2 separate regions of the Mus musculus genome follow, and region 2 is linked to region 1. The links are chromatin loops, found by intact Hi-C in ENCODE. Cell type or tissue: left cerebral cortex. All regions are shown on one strand.

Region 1 (8,000 bases):
AAAAGTCATTCAGTTAGCCCAGATCACTAAGACCAAGAGCTTTGTTAGCACATGCCATTCATCTGGAACTTGATGCCTACTTTCCGTAATGCCTACTTTCTTTTGGCCCCTACCTCAGACATGAGCTGACTCCAGTTAACATTGGTACTCTATGGCTGCCAGAGGTCAAATGATACCCACCGTAGAGTAGTCTCCCTCTACTTTTAGATGAAAAAGGGTACATAAAACAAGAAATGCCACCCTCTAAAGATTCAGCTTACAATATAACACAGATGTTAAGGGGTTCTTATAGCCAGAAATGGTAAGTATACCCAATTCCATTAGATTTCAAGGTCTGGTCTTTAATTTCCTATCTGCAACCCACCCAGCAAATGACAAGGTTCTGCAATAGAGCTTTTTCCTTAGGACAATTTTAATGCCAACCACATGCATTTGCTATGAAAGAAAAAAAAAAACCTCTCAGAATGCAGAATTAAGTGGCAGTAAATATAATAACTAAATTTAAAATTCCAGTTGCTTTCCTTGTAACGCGCAGGGCAAAGAGCTCTAGGTTTTTCCTCATCCCCCACGGCATCTCAGAACTAGAGGGCTTTAGCATGATTTACCTTCCTCATCTTAACAAATAAAACAAACAACGACAAAGGAATAACCATAGCCTTCATGTGCAAAATGATTAATAAATTAACTTCTGCAAAGTTTAAAGTGCAAACAAATGCTATGCAGTTCTAACACTCGTTCTGCTGTTCACAATATTGAGCTACGAAAAGGACAAGGTTCAGATTGAAGCTGGAGTTTTAACCATCAACAATCATTGAATTAAGACCAGAGAGGACAGGATATGGCCCACTCACTAGGCACAACATTCACACTTCGGTGGTTTTGCGAATGCAATCATATGGTCTATTACCCGGGGCGGGGGGAGGGAGGAGGATAGCTTCGTGAATTTTAAGAATGACTCTGGAGAGGAAAGCAAAGCGGACATATGGGACCACTGAAATGTACTGCACTGTCTGAGAGCAGAGAGAATGTGAACTCGGTGGGAAGAATGGTCTTTAATGTTTGGCAAAGTCTTTTCCAGCCCAGAGTAAACACAAAACAAGCAGGCTGGAGGGGTATATTTCACAGTGTACACAGCAGTTCACACGATGTCGCCATGGCAAAGTAAGCAAACATGGATCTGAGGTCATTTGAATGAGTCAAACTCTGCAATGGGTAACTCACCTAGGAAGATATAAATTATTTATAATAACAATCTGCGAAAGAAATCATCTGAAGTCGTACTAGCTACATTTTAAAAAAGTAGTTCTACAGGGTCTGCTCTTCATAGACAATCTATTCACAGTATGCTTGACTACATTACATGTGAAATCATATGGCAAAAAGAAAGTGAACCCAACAAAGGACAGGGAAAGATCCCTACATGTCTTAAAATGCCCTGCAATTTTCACATTCAAAATTGTATGCATCTAATTCTAAAAAAATATTATACGGAATACTCTTAAGTTACACAAACTGATAATAATTTACTGTATTTTTTCACTCTAATAGGAGCAAATTACCACATACTTGAACAAAGTTAAAATAGTTACTATTTCTTTATAATAAATTTTGATGTATAATTTACTTTACTTGTGCTTTTTGCACCGGTTTATAAATACAGTAGAAGCAATACACAACCAAGACTGACACCAACATTAATAATTAAATTCAAAATTGTAAATACTTACCATACAAAATTAACAGCAAGTATACCTTTGATGACTACCAGAACCCTCTGGAAACCATGTCAAGTCTGAGCACTGTGGAATCTAAGGCCAGCTGTGAGATTTTATTTTATTTTTCTCAAGTTGGCATGAGGTTCTGAAGAACCTAAACTGGACAGTTATTTTTTTTTTTAAACCAAAACTGGCAGTAAGTAAAATGGACCGATTCCACCGTGGTTCTTCTGGCCTCCCGTGGTTATAGGTTGTACCTTCATGAAGAATCTGGATAAAGATTTTGCCACTGGGAACAAATTTGAGTGCAGCTGCTTCTGAGAGACTCCCACAGTCCTCCAGGTGGCTCTTGCAGAAGCCCTGAAGAAGCGGAAGTACTAAGCAACAATCCGTTTCAGCACCTTTGGACCACAACAAAAGCGAAGCCAAGTCCTTCATAAATGCGAACGAAGTTTATAAAGTGCTTATGAAAATGATCAACATTTCAAATTAAAGTGATGCAAAAAAAAAAAAAATGTTCACCCCACCGCCACGGTCGAGTGAAGAGCTAATGTGTCCACTCCCGCGAGACCTGCCACAGCTTTCAAATCAGTAGTTTGGTCCACCACAGGTTTAAAAAAAATCGTTAATGAATACATAAATATTTAAACCTACCATAATTCATTCTTTATGTAAATATGAGATAAAAAAGCACCAGTTTCAAAAGGTCTGCTACCACACTATCTGGAGTAGGCCTGTATGATCCACATTTTAAAACCTATTTTAAATCTGATAAAACCAAACCATGACTCCTTTACTTATTTAAATACTTCTGCATGAAATGTAGCATAAAATATAGGAAAACATAAATAACCAAAGACCAAAGGAGACGTCTTATGAGGACTACTAAATTTGATTTTCTGTTTTTCAGTGCAAACATAAACTTCATGTCTTCTCTTTCCGATTCAAAAGTGTGAAGGGTGTGCACAGGGAGTCACTCCTTGCTGTGGCTGGTTACCTAAGGGGAAAGCAAACACAACAGTTACAGATGTGAACTGGTGCTGCAGATAACACCTTCTCTCTGGCGGGCCTCTCAGTAACAGCCCCAGGTATGGGAGGACAGAGCAACAGGCTAGACCCTGGGGCCAATAACCATGTAATGTGACCAAATGTATTCTGTAGAGGGGCCAAGTCTACAGGAGAGACCCACAGCTGCCCACACAATGCCTCGGGATTAGATAGATTGACTCACAGTGTCCAAGAGCTGTATTCCAGCTCTTGACACTCTGGGGACAGCAGAGCAAGCTGACATGCTCTTCAGATAAGTCTGCAATACAGGACTCCTCAGTGCTGATTTATAAACACTATAAGGCCAAGCCTTCAGGTTATATTCTCTGCAAGAATTTTAACTCAAAAATATCGTCGTATTTCATTGTTTTAATCACAGATTATTTAATAGAGTATACCTACTTAAAAAAAACAGCTAGGAAAAAAATTGATCTTACTTCACGTAACCAAAATTAACTGAGGCTACATGAAAACATACACACATATTTCAGGTTTGGAAATTAAAGAAAAATCTCATGTATGTATTCATGGAACATGGTGATGTGTTACATAAAGACACAGACAAGTGTACATTATATGTTAAAGACCAAAAACAAAAACAAAATAAAATAAAGAAAAATTAAGATATGACTGGCAGAGACACCAAGGAGTGTGGAGGGAGGTGGGGGGCAATTCTCTCTGTCAAGATTCCCACATGCAAAGCAGTCATGCAAAAAGCTACCCCTCAGCCACAAATGGATGCCACATCACTGTTTCAACATGCAGCAGACTCCACCCTGTAACTCAGAAACACTGAATCTGAAAGCCACGGGAAAACGTGTCTCCTATACTTTCATAGGTGGGAAAACGTGACCTAGCCAATAATGGCCACCTTGGCAAAGAAATCAGGTCTTGTGACTCCAGGCCACTATGTTTCACCACACAAGGGACTCACTCCATCTCTAAAACGATTCTATCCTGAGATACTGGTATAGGGGTGATCTAAGTCAAGGTCATGGGATGAGTTTCTCCTTAAACATTTCTAGCTCTATAAAAACAAGACCCGGGCATGGAGTTGAGGTTAAGCAGTAGAACACATGTCTGGAACACAGGAAGCCTTGGGTTCTATCCTCAGCACCATAAAATAAAACCAACAAAAGGGGGTTGGGTGTGCTTTGGGAAAGTCACATAAAACAACAGGAAAATACTGAATTTAAGGGGAAAAATGTGGCTTTTCCAGGGGAAGAAAAAGGTAAGTCCAAAACTAATCAAACTAAGACAAAGTGAAATACCTCAGACCAAGCCAAACATGAAAAAAAAATGTATGTATGTATGCATGCATGTATGCATATATTATGCATATATGTATGTGTGCACATATGTGTGCATGCATGGATATATGTGTGTGTATGCATGCATGTATGAATAAATGAATGTATGCATCTGTATATGTATGTATGTATATGTGTATGTATGTATGCATGTATGTATGTAACAAAAGTAGTCAAATAAAAGAGGAGGAGTGGACAGTGGAGGTCTAGGAGGGGTTTAATGGAGAGTAGCTGAGAGAGGAGACAGAAGAAAGCGAGGAAGGAAAGTGATGGAGCTCTATTTCAATGAAAAAGTCTTTAAAAATGTTTCAGAGGACACAGTGTGATTTCTGAAGAGCCTACTATGCCGGGCTTGTCGCTGACTCCCAGACTCCCCTGGCTCAGTGTGAGATAGGTACTTACTAGAAAGCTGCTTTTGGAGCTGTCGCACCAGGGCGGCTGTCTGTTGCTGTTGCTGGGTCTGCTGCAAGCCTTGCCTGGGGAACTGTAATTGCAACAAGGGGAAGGATGAGTCAGCCACTCGTGCTCCACAAGGCACAGGCTGTACCTCGGGGCTGGCTAAGGCACGTTCACATGCTCAGTTTGGATACGTCTGGTTTTGCCTACGGTACAGCTGGCCAAACAGTGCTTCCCGCAGGTACTTGCTTGGCATTTATCTTTAGAGTTTCCATGAAGAAGTGCTCACTACAGAGGTAGCCCACTCATCCAAGGACCTCTCTGACAAGATGAAAGCTCTCTGCTGTGGAGATCTGTCCAATGCCAACAGACCCCATGGGCAGGGCAGAGCAGAGCCTGTGAGATAGAGCATGGGTTTGTGGAACATCTGACCTCCACCTGACAGCCATGGCAGGGTGAGCTGGGCCATACACAAGAACACTCACATTTTAAGGAGTTTTCTCCTAGCCCTGTCTGAGGGGACCTGGAAGTACCACACAAGGAACTGCAGCTGATGTTTGAGGAGCATGGGGAGACTGACTGATCAGTGTCTGCTAGAAGCAAAGCTGTTTTTGATTAGAATCACCAATGATACTAGGACACTTCCTAACTGCAGGTGTCGGACTGCCTCTCTTTCTTTCCTTTCTCTACTCCTCAGCTGTCTTCTTGCGACTTAGAAACAACTGGGATGCTCTGATACGAGCATCTCTTAGTCATACACAAAGAACTGGTTGTTTCCTGTTAACCTCAGTCTGTGCCATCTGCCTGTATGGAACACAATAACCAGGCTGTCACAGCACCCTAGAGAGCATCTCCAGAGATAGAAAGTGAGAGCTGACCTAGGCCAGGGAGGAGCATGGTAAGGAGTTTTCTTTATTTTTGCCAGCTTCTTCCACAGTGGCTCTCTGCCAGCCTAGTGCATCCAAGGCAGCCGTGCCTGAGCTCTTCCCTCAGGTAACTGGGCTCTCTCCACCTCCCCTCTTCTCACCACACTAGGCTGAGAGGTCTGTGCTGTGCCTGTAACACATCTGCATTGCTTGTCCTTAATCTGCTTCACATCCCTAACGAGTTTTTAATAAGACCATTCTCAATGTGAATGCAACATGATTCCCTCTTCCTTGGAGGTCCTCAGTATGACTAAAAGCTGCCCAGGACTGTTAAGTCATATAGGAAATTCAAATACAGAATGCATAGCTAAATGTGAATTTCAGACAAGTAACAAGGAATTTTTTATTTTACTAATATTTAATATTTCACGTGACAAATACTGAATTTAGTCCAAGTAACCCAACAGAAAATTTGACGTAACACTTTTGCTAACTGCTTGCCTGAAATTCAGATTTAGCAGAAAACTCTAACTTTAGACAGCATTGCCAAGATGACTCTTCCATGTGTAATGGCACACAAAGATGATAAGCCATTGCCAGCACCAACCCTCTCCACATACAGGTCTGGGAAAACAGAACAACAATCATTCCTCTGTGTGGAAAATTCAGGAAGGCACGTGTTTTCTTTTTAATTCAACCATTTCAATGCTTAGAATCCTATTTAACAAGTCTTGCTATGTGCCATGAACTATTGTGGGCATTATAGGTATACACTCTGGCGCTTGATTCTGACGAACAATGATGTTAACAAAGCTTTTGGTACAGGTGCTTTCATGTTTAGTGTGTGTCAACATGGAAGTTAGTATGTTAGCTCTCATCACGTCATGTAGGGCTGAACCCTTCTCCACACACACTGCATTTCTGCAAACATTCATCCACACAGCCCCCTTCCAGAGAATGCATAGAGAGAGAGAGCTGGATGTCCCTTCTCCTCAGCTTTGGATGTTTAATCTTGAATTTTCAGAGATATTTGAATTTAGACTATGAATAATAAAGACCTATGACCCTTTACTACCAATATTCTCATGATACAGGTGGGAGCTGTGTCATTTGGCTACTGAATCCTAAGGGCACTCTTAGAACTATCGATCTCAATTTCTCATAACAGAGCACGAATTCCCCGAGAAAGACCAGTATAAAACTTTTGTCTGTGGCTGCTGGTCAAAAGTCACAGCAGTTCTTAACTAATGCTGCTATCATGTATGTTTTTTGAAAGGCAAAATGGAATACAACATAATCTTCCCCCAAGAACGAGTGCATTTTAAGTCACCCAATTAAGACAGCATAAGATGAAAAGAATAGACTTAGTTACACAGTATGGATATTATTTTCTTGAATGTTGGAAGGAGCTTCATTCTACATCTATCAAACAGAGTTAATAGTCATTTAAACACACGAACCTTTAAAGGATTATAAGTCAAGAACTACACTTATGACCAAGCTTGAGACACCACACAAATTTCCCCAGAAAGGACAGAGGCTACCACTAGTTGCCCTTTCTTCCCAGACCACAAATGACACAGGAATGCACACAAAGTTGTCACCACACTTAACTGATGGTATTGGGCTTCTCTTAATCTTTCACACTCACTTTACAGAAAAGCTTCCATAGGATACCTTGAAGAGGTGACAGTTTCTGTCCTAAGGCAGTTTTGACCTTAAAAACACCTTTATACAGTGATTAACTTGGCTATGGGTATTCATTGTCACTGCCTACCATGTCCCAACTGATGCTACCAACTAAAGGAGACTGACAAAGTCACAGTCAAAAGGCAACAGATGTAGCACTGCCTTTCATGGTGGCTTACGCTGAAGCTTTCCAACATGGGCTCCACGTTTCTCGATCTTTGGATCTCTGTTAGGGCTTCAACTCTATCACTCAAAATAGAAATGCTATAGTCTTAAACCCCAGGATTGTGACATTACTTGGAGGTAGAGCTTTTCTAGAGGTAGCCATGATTATTTCCATGGAATCTAACACAACATGAATGGTACTCTCATAAAAAGGGAAACGTGGGCACATTAGTGCAAACAGTGAGAACGCCACGAGAGGGTGGCACAAAGCTCAGATACTAAAGGCAGCCAGTGCACAGTGAGGGACTGGAACAGAGGCATGGCATGGGCTCTCCCATCAGCAAGCAGAAGGAACCACCATTGCTGAATTCCCATCTTTCACTTCCAGTTTCCAGAACAGAGAGGAAAAAAACACAAACCCACTTTTAAGCCACGTAAGTTCACATACCTAACTAACAAATCAGTACAACTTCTGAAGCTCTTCAACTAAAAAGGTCTACCCACCATATGCTACTTTTCATGTACAACATGGCCATTCAGCCATTTCCAGTGATTCTCAGTCCTCCAGTAGCGAAAAGCATACTCGGTACTTCCATGGCACTCTCCCTAATGTCTCACAGGCTGCTGGCCTCTACTGAATATAACAAATAAGTACTGATCTAAAATCCACTGTACCCGTCGGCAGGCAGGGAGTGGCAGGTCAGGAAGGTGGTGTGGTAACTTACTCCTCCCTTCATGCAACATCAACCACAACCCCAGAGAAGTCCAAGCTCACCTCTCCTCAGCAACCAGCTCACCACCCTCTTCTCCAA
Region 2 (8,000 bases), 740 kb before region 1:
ATGTGTATTCTTTGGTTGGTGGTCCAGACCCCAGGAGCTTTAGGGGTTTTGGCTGGTTGACACTGTTGCTCCATCCGTAGGGCTGCAAACCCCCTCAGCTCCTTCAGTCTCTTCTCCAACTCTTCCATCGGGAAACCCACACTTAGTCCAATGGTTGTCTGTGAGCATCTGCCTTTGTATTTGTCAGGCTCTGGCAAAGCTTCGCAGGAGACAGCTTTATCAGGCTTCTGTTAGCAAGCACTTCCCGGCATCCACAATAGCGACTGGGTTTGGTGGCTGTATGTAGGATGGATGCCCAGGTGGGGCAGTCTCTGGTTGGCCTTTCCTCCAGTCTCTGCTCCATACTTTGTCTCCATATTTCCTCCTGTGAGTATTTTTTTCACCCTTCTAAGAAACACTGAAACATCCACATTGTGGTCTTCCTTCTTCTTGGGCTTCAAAAGGTCTGTGAATTCCCTCTTTTCCCTGCCCCCGCTTCTCTTCCTTCCAAGTCCCTCCTACCCTCTACTTCCCTTGATTATTTTGTTCCCCCTTCTAAGTAGGACTGATATTTTCTTACAGGACCTTTTGTTTCCATTAAGTCTACTTCCTTAATATTTATTGTTAACATTCCTTGTTTGGCACTGTGAAAGTCATGAGAGCTTGGTATTTTTTACGTTTTGCTTTTTCTAAAGGAGCTGAAGGGGTCTGCAACCCTATAGGTGGAACAACAATATGAACTAACCAGCAACCCCCAGAGCTCATGTCTCTAGCTGCATATGTAGCAGAAGATGGCCTAATCAGCCATCATTGGGAAGAGAGGCCCCTAGGTCTTGTAAACTTTACATGCCCCAGTACAGGGGATCACCAGGGCCAAGAAGTAGGAGTAGGTGGGTAGGGGAGCAGAGCAGGGGGAGGATATAGGGAACTTTCTGGATAGCATTTGAAATGTAATTAAGGAAAATATCTAATAAAATAAAATAAAGGAAATGGAAAACAAAAGTTCACGACATCCCTTCTTCCTGGAGCACTATAGATTGTCATCAGGTGCAAATCCCAGCATCACATGGGTTTTCTGGAGTTTGATATCTTCTCCACCAACGTAGCTGCCGTTTCACTACGTGCACTTTGAGTACCATCTTACTTGGCTCATTTTATGTTTTGAATGGCTGTAATTGCTGATAGCTCAAAACACAGAGGAAAAAAGGAATTTTTTTCTGTTGTGCAATATGGTGCATTCTGCTGGTAACTTTAACTTACCAAGGGAAAATAGTGTGAAATAAATAGCAAATGCTGAAAGTAATTTGAGGTTTCTCAATTTTGAAGCAGCAGGCTATCAAAATACCTTTGAGAACCACAAAGTCCCAGAAATGAGTATTAAGAAACTCCTTGTTAGAACTCAAAATGTCTGCAAGGTCAGTGCAGCGCTTATACGGTGCTCGTCCAAACCATCCCCAATTCAGATGTAACCTTAGAAGGTCACAGTTATGAAAGCAACTGATACAGACACTTAAGTGTGGGAACTGTAGTCATAAAAGAGACCAACACATGTCACTAAGTAATTCACCAGGCCTTTCACTATTATTTTATAGATGAGAAAACTGAGTTCCAACAGTTGATAGGATAATCAAATTGTTTGGGATAACCAAAGCTTTGTAGGCCGAAGCTCCTCCTAAGATGAAAGAAAATGGTGTTTGGGTGTGTGAAGTGGTTCAGGGTGTACCTGCAGGTGCACATCGCATAGTTTGTATCCTTTGGTTTCCCTTGGCTTTTGATTTTGAAGCTACTTACTACCTGTGTGTGTATATATATATATATATATATATATATATATATATATATATATATATTTATAAGGGCTTGTTATTATTGTATACACACACACACACACAATATCTATATTATGGCTTGTTAGTTCAGTAGTTTTATGGGAGACCTAAGAGTGGTCTCTAACCCTTGGGAGTCTTTTCCTCCAGTTAGGTTGCTTTGTCTAGGCTTGTTATGATGGCTTTTGCCTAGTCTTGTATCTTGTTTTGTTCTGTTTGGCTTTTTACTGAAGAGGAAACAGGTTGAGTGGATTTAGTGCAAGGAGAGGGATCAGAGAGAAGCAAGGAGGAATGGAAGGAGGGTAGCCTGTTGGTTGGGATATATTGTATGAGAGAAGATTCTATTTTCAAAAAAAGATTTTAAAGAAAAAAGGCTATTGTTATAGTGAATCTTCTGACATGACTCAATGCTGATGCAAAAAACTCTACTCTCAGCTTTCAGCGCATATGAAACACTTTATGATGGAGCTATGAGTGCCCATGTTCTGGGAACAGGGATCCAGGTTATCTGGAATTCCATGTTCCAAAATAGTAGCAGTTTCATAGTAATAGAAAAAAATGAAATATAAATCAATATACTTTAAAAGCATGTTACAGTAAATGGGGGAAATCTCTAGTATGGGTCTCAAATGTAAGCTAATGGCATTCTTTGCTCTTGGATTTGAAGACACTTGTGATCCATTAACACACTGTAGTTGCTTCACCTGCCAAGCACAGGATGGTAGGTGAAACATGTTAAGTGGGAAGTGAATGACTACTAAGGCTAAAGATATCTCAAGATAATTGGACTCTGTGTCTGAAACCCTCCAACTCCCCACAATCACAGTAGTTCCAATCAGTTAAACCTGTAGACTTTTAATATAGCGGTAGATATATGCCCCCCACGCCACCCCAGCAGCTTCTGTTCACATTGAGAAGATGACACCCTAATTATGTATAATGTTTGTGTTCATTATTTTATTTATCTCATTTAAGAAGTCATTTAACCCACCCAAACTCAGAAGGCTGAAAATCTATGGTACCACTTAAAAGAAAATATTAACAGCATATGCTGTAACTCACAAGAGGAGAGTATATACTGAAGAAGGTAAAATGAAACATGAATAAGAAAAACTAGGTCAAAGATAATATTGACTAATGATAATGTAGCTTAGAGACTGCCTGTTTAAACAGTCAAAGTTTAAAAATCAAAGAACTCTCGTCATAGTTAGCTATTTGTTATCAAAATATGTCACAAGGCAGTTATCACTGTACAGTTTTTACAACCCATAAATATGACCATTTAAAAATAAATCTAGCCAGGTCTGACACTGTCTGCTGGAGCCTAAATCTGTCTTGCAGTATTGATTACAATACACTATGGTGGCTGTATAATTTGCCTCTTGCTCCCTGAGATAAAAATAACTCAGTTGACAGGTATTTTTTCCTCAGAAAATCATAAATCATAAATGTTTTCTAAAACCATTCATGGTACATTAAACAAATGCAAAAGGACACCTGGGAAAGGACACCTGGGACAGGACACCTGGGAAAGAACACCTGCCAGGCTGCACCATGTGGCAGTTCTTGCAAATGCCTCAGTATTCTGATTTCTGTAAATAGACTAAAGGAACAGTTTTAAACTCTACAGAGCATAATTAATGTTGAGGATTTGTGGTCTTTCCTCTATGTTGTTTTATCTACTGTTGTGCTTGTTCAGCTCATGCCTAGGCAGCCATGTTAGTGAGCCTTTAGGCATGTAGCCCTGAAGGTACTAGAGCTACCAGTAACTAAGGAGGGGTGATGGGGATAGAATTAGTTTCCTCCAGGGAAGAGTGAGCTAAAGGTCAGCTTTGAAAACATATGTACAAGTATCATTATACAGATTGAGCAGGCTATATTTTGGGACACCCGCACCCACACACATACACACACATACACAATTTGTAAGAGCTAATGAAAACTTGGCCCCGAATTTGAAAGAGAGAAAGAAATGTATATAAATATGAAAGGACTTGGAAAGAGAAAAGAGAAATGATGTTCTTCTAATCACAAAAAGTAAAAGAAACAATAAAGAGAAAAGAGGAAGACAAAAAGCTACACTCAAGTCTACCTGCCTTTTTTTCTTATTAGGAGCTAAAGAACATTTGTGAATAGAGGAAGTTGTATTGGCACCAGTTTGTGTTCATTATTTTATTTATCTCATTTAAGATAAATCTTACATCTTAAGATGTAAGAATTATATAAATCTCCATGCAGAGGACATTTGGAGATATTTATAATTTGAAATATTTTCTCAAATGAGCAAATGTTTCAATATTCATATTGAAACACACAAACATAGAATTATTAGGTATGTATTCTAAGACTAACTGCATTTCAGCTTACGTTGGGCAACAGCCTTTGGGGACCACAAGGGGGCAGAAGAAGTGAACTAATTCTCTAAATAATATACAGTCTCATAGAATGTCTTTCTTTATATAAATTTATTTACTTTCTAGGAATAGGAAACGTGTTCAAGGCCCTGGTAAAAGTTTTGATTATAATGACATAACAGTATAAAATGTAAAACGCCAGATCTTCTGGTTTCTAATACTTTAATGCAGAGTATATGACTAGATATAGTATATTCCACCAAAAGAAAGTGGAAGAAAACTGTGAATTGAGGTCTAGTGAAAAATAAGCAAATGAACAAATAGGATTAAGACAAATATATAAGTATATTATACCACCAATGCCACATTCAAAATTAAAAAAATAAATAAATCCTCTGTTAAAGTAATTAAGTCTAGATTCTGTACTGTCTTGGGGCTGTGGGAAAATGAAACCCACTGGGCTTCTGTGCTTATAGGGGCTTGGATTAGGTAGGTTTTAGTTTTCTTTTCCTTTTGTTTTGTTTTAAAATCCCCTCCCCAAAAGAAATAAACACCCATTGGAGACTAAGAACTATGCGTATAGGATGCTCACAAAAAGTGGTTTCCTACGCATCGGTCCTCACCTGTCCACAGTCTCGCCTTCTCTGAAAGGAGCACTGGAACTACTCTACAAGATTTCTATAAAGTCTTCCATTAATATGACCTCGGAGGGCGGGGAGCGTGTTGCACTGTGTATAGGCCATATACTTGAGTGTTTTATTTCAAACTCTTGGCAGAAAGCTTTGTCTTTCTTGCTAAAGATTCCCTAGGATAGGGGTGTATCATCAGAGGCTTGGCAAAACTCAGCATCTCAAAACCATTAACTCCCCCTAGAAGCAGGTCATGTTTTGAATTATGACAAGTTAACATGAGGGAAAACAAGTGAAAGCAATCTACTAGTGACTCTTCACATAAAGGACATTTAAGCACATCCCATCTCTGTCCCCTAAAATTACAGCAGTTTTCTTCACTGGAAATTATTCCTTTTTTTTTTTCTTAATGTGAACTTTACAGCATCATTGAGCTCTCTGATGAAATAGCTAGAGTCTTAAATAGTATACACTCTTCTAAAACCTTCAGGGTTCCTGAGATCAGAAAGAAAAGTAAAACAGGAAAAACCATTCTATAAAATCTATTGCAGAAAATGACTTTTGGCAGAGTAGCAGATAGATAAGTTAAAAATAGATGGGCCACTTTGTTGTTTCGGGGTCTTTAATTTTTTCTTAATTCCCACTGTATAGAAATTCATTGAGATGTGTAGAATTTAGGTCTGGTTTCTATTGCTGTAGCTTTTTTTCTTGGATTTTCATTTTCAAGTTCTTTATATAAAAGCCTTATAACCTTTATTATAAAGATCTTGCAAGTAAATAATGACATTAAAACTAACCAGAACCAGTGTGTATAATAAAGTTTTAATACATTTTTTCAAACATAAAAAAATAATAATTGCTTTTCAGATTCTTGTACATGAACCTGTGTTATGTTCCTAAATGGTGGCAGGCAGAGGCACAAGCGCCTAATACTCAAGCTTGTTGGTGGCTGATTTCTTAGTGCTGGAGCAAGACTTAGAGTTGTATGCCCATGAGGATATCCCTCCTCCTATGCCACAATACACTTACTATGTATTTCTGACTTTTCTAGTATGTAAGACCTAAAACTGAAAATTACAGCACTAAAATTTCTGTGAGATCTAAAAGATACCTCTGTATCCAAATCTGGTTACCATTACACAGAGCAAAGGCCAGAGAGGCAACTGAGGGCCCCACACAAATGTACATTTTAGGTTAGGCTTGGCAGTTGGCTATGGTTCAGGTGGGCTAGACCTATGGAAATTCACAAGACTGAACAAGCACACAGGATGTGCAATTAGGCTAATCCTGGAATTTAGATATGCCATGAGTGAGCTAGATACAAGTAATCTCAGTAGGTTGAGCTGGTGCATAAGATAGGTGACTAGGGCCAAGCAGAGTTTGTATTTCAGACTGATATGAAAGATGTACAGTCAGTGCCAATCCTGTATATTGGGAATAGTACATAAAGAGTTTAACAATCTTGGCTGATGTGTAGGATGTGCAGTGTTGGCTGGCTCTGGATGACACATATGGCACAAATAGTCTAGGCTCAGGCAGACTTCTATTTTTATTTGTTTACATTTCACTTGGGATTTAATTACCACACTCTTTACATTGCTGACATTCTTTTTCATGTTCTTTTTAAACTGTTGATTATGTTTATGATTGTACTTTTAAACTCATATCCTGAGGTTTGTCTGGGTAGTTATTCCTGGAGAACATGTCTACAGGACTCAATTGAGGGGCATCATATTGTTTTAGCCATTCACTTTGATTTTGGTTTTGTTGAGTGCTCTGGTCTTGTAGACTTTTTCATTGTGTGTCTGATACAAGATATTATGCCGCTTTGTTGAGTGAAAGTTTGGCTCTGTTTTTGCTATTGCTCAAGCATGGTTGATTTTAGATAAAGTATGAAGAGCTTGTATGTCAGTCCTCCAGAGTTTCCAAATTGAGTTTTTGATTGGAGTGTTGGATGTGATTCTAGCTCAGTGGCAACCAAGAAAGGGCGTGAATGTGAGACTCCTCCCTGGGTCTGCCTGGGCAAGTACACAATACCTGGGTATTGTGTCACAGTTTCTTTAATGAAAACTTTCCATCTCATAGGAAAGCTCATAAAACACAAAATGTTAAAGGGGAGATCAACATTGTATTTTAAGACAGGCTGTTTTCGGGGAGGTAAAACAACAGAATTCCTGAGGTTAAATAAAACATCCCATCCTAAAGAGAAACTCCCTAAGCTTAGGATCTCTCCCTCCCACCCATGAGTAAGCAATAAGGAGTCACTGTGAGAGAAGTCTGAGTTGACTGAGAGCAGTTGAGAGCAGTAGAACAGGTTGGAAGAGGCAAGATTAGCTACTTTTCCTGAAACCCCAGGTCAGCTGAGTTACTTGGAAAGAATGCTTTGCATGCTGGGGTGCCTGTAGGTTTCAGAAAGCTTTAGGTTCCCAACCTTAGTCCACTCACTGTCAACCACACTGGGGTAGGCTCCAGTGATGTAACTGCCCTTGTGGCATTTCTACTTTTGCAAGGAACCTCTCACCTATGTTCCTGTAAGCAGCTCTTAAAAATATTCGTTGGTTCACAAAGGAAGTTGAATTTTATCATGTGTGTACACTGCCTTACCTTTGGTTCCCTATCTGGAGTGAGTAGACATTTGTTTACATCTCCCTAGGAATAGTGTCACATCTGGTCAGAACTAGAAGGGTAAAGAAGTGTTCATCAGGGACCACAGGCAGTCACTTCTCTGGACTACAATCTGCATGGACTACGTTAGGTTTTCTGGGAGTATGAAAACTTTAAAAGAAGATGAGTGTCCAGGTCACTAATTAACCAGGCTGGGGTGGTTAGCATACCCTGAGCTAAGCCTGGGACTATGTATACATTCAATAAATGAAGTAATTTTCTTAGTAGAAAGAATGACAAGATCATCTGAGAGTAGTGGGTAGATAACCAGAGCACATCATAGCTCACCTATATTTGTCTAGTTCTTGTGGTCTTTCTCAAATTAACTGTGATATAAAATATTTCAATTAGTACATTTTTACAGTTTATTACAACAAGCTCTGTTTTAGAAAAACATAATGTGTGTTAGCTCTACCTTTCTTGCAATTCATTTTTCAAGATTTTATTCTAGTACTTATTTTGTATGGAACATAACATAAAGGGTTTTGTTGTTGTTTATTTATTTTAGTTAATATGTTGTTTACTAATATACATGTTTAAAGAATTGA

Evidence for each region. Hi-C counts contacts between places; a loop is a spot of excess contacts. Peaks named below come from ENCODE experiments on the same cell type or tissue, not always from the same donor. Only the 100,000 strongest peaks of a DNase experiment are listed, where the experiment ranks them.
Region 2: it touches region 1 in a loop (2.3-fold over the local background); 6 of 42 quality-filtered maps call a loop at or near these places.

The regions. Positions count from the first base shown.
Region 1 is chr3:59,309,409-59,317,408 of GRCm38, reverse strand. Med12l (mediator complex subunit 12-like) reads right to left here. Exons shown (of 44, transcript NM_177855.3): 43 at 4,475-4,556; 44 at 1-2,712. The coding sequence ends at 2,660. It overlaps Igsf10 (immunoglobulin superfamily, member 10), which reads left to right. Exons shown (of 7, transcript NM_001162884.1): 7 at 1-674. Among named protein-coding and RNA genes, the nearest start is that of Igsf10, 31 kb to the left of the region's middle. In left cerebral cortex, no CTCF peak of the experiment used is centred here; DNase peaks (open chromatin) are centred at 4,591 and 4,953; H3K27ac peaks cover 211 bases.
Region 2 is chr3:60,052,844-60,060,843 of GRCm38, reverse strand. No RefSeq gene overlaps it. Among named protein-coding and RNA genes, the nearest start is that of Sucnr1, 25 kb to the left of the region's middle. In left cerebral cortex, a CTCF peak has its summit at 4,202 (motif pointing right); a DNase peak (open chromatin) is centred at 4,197.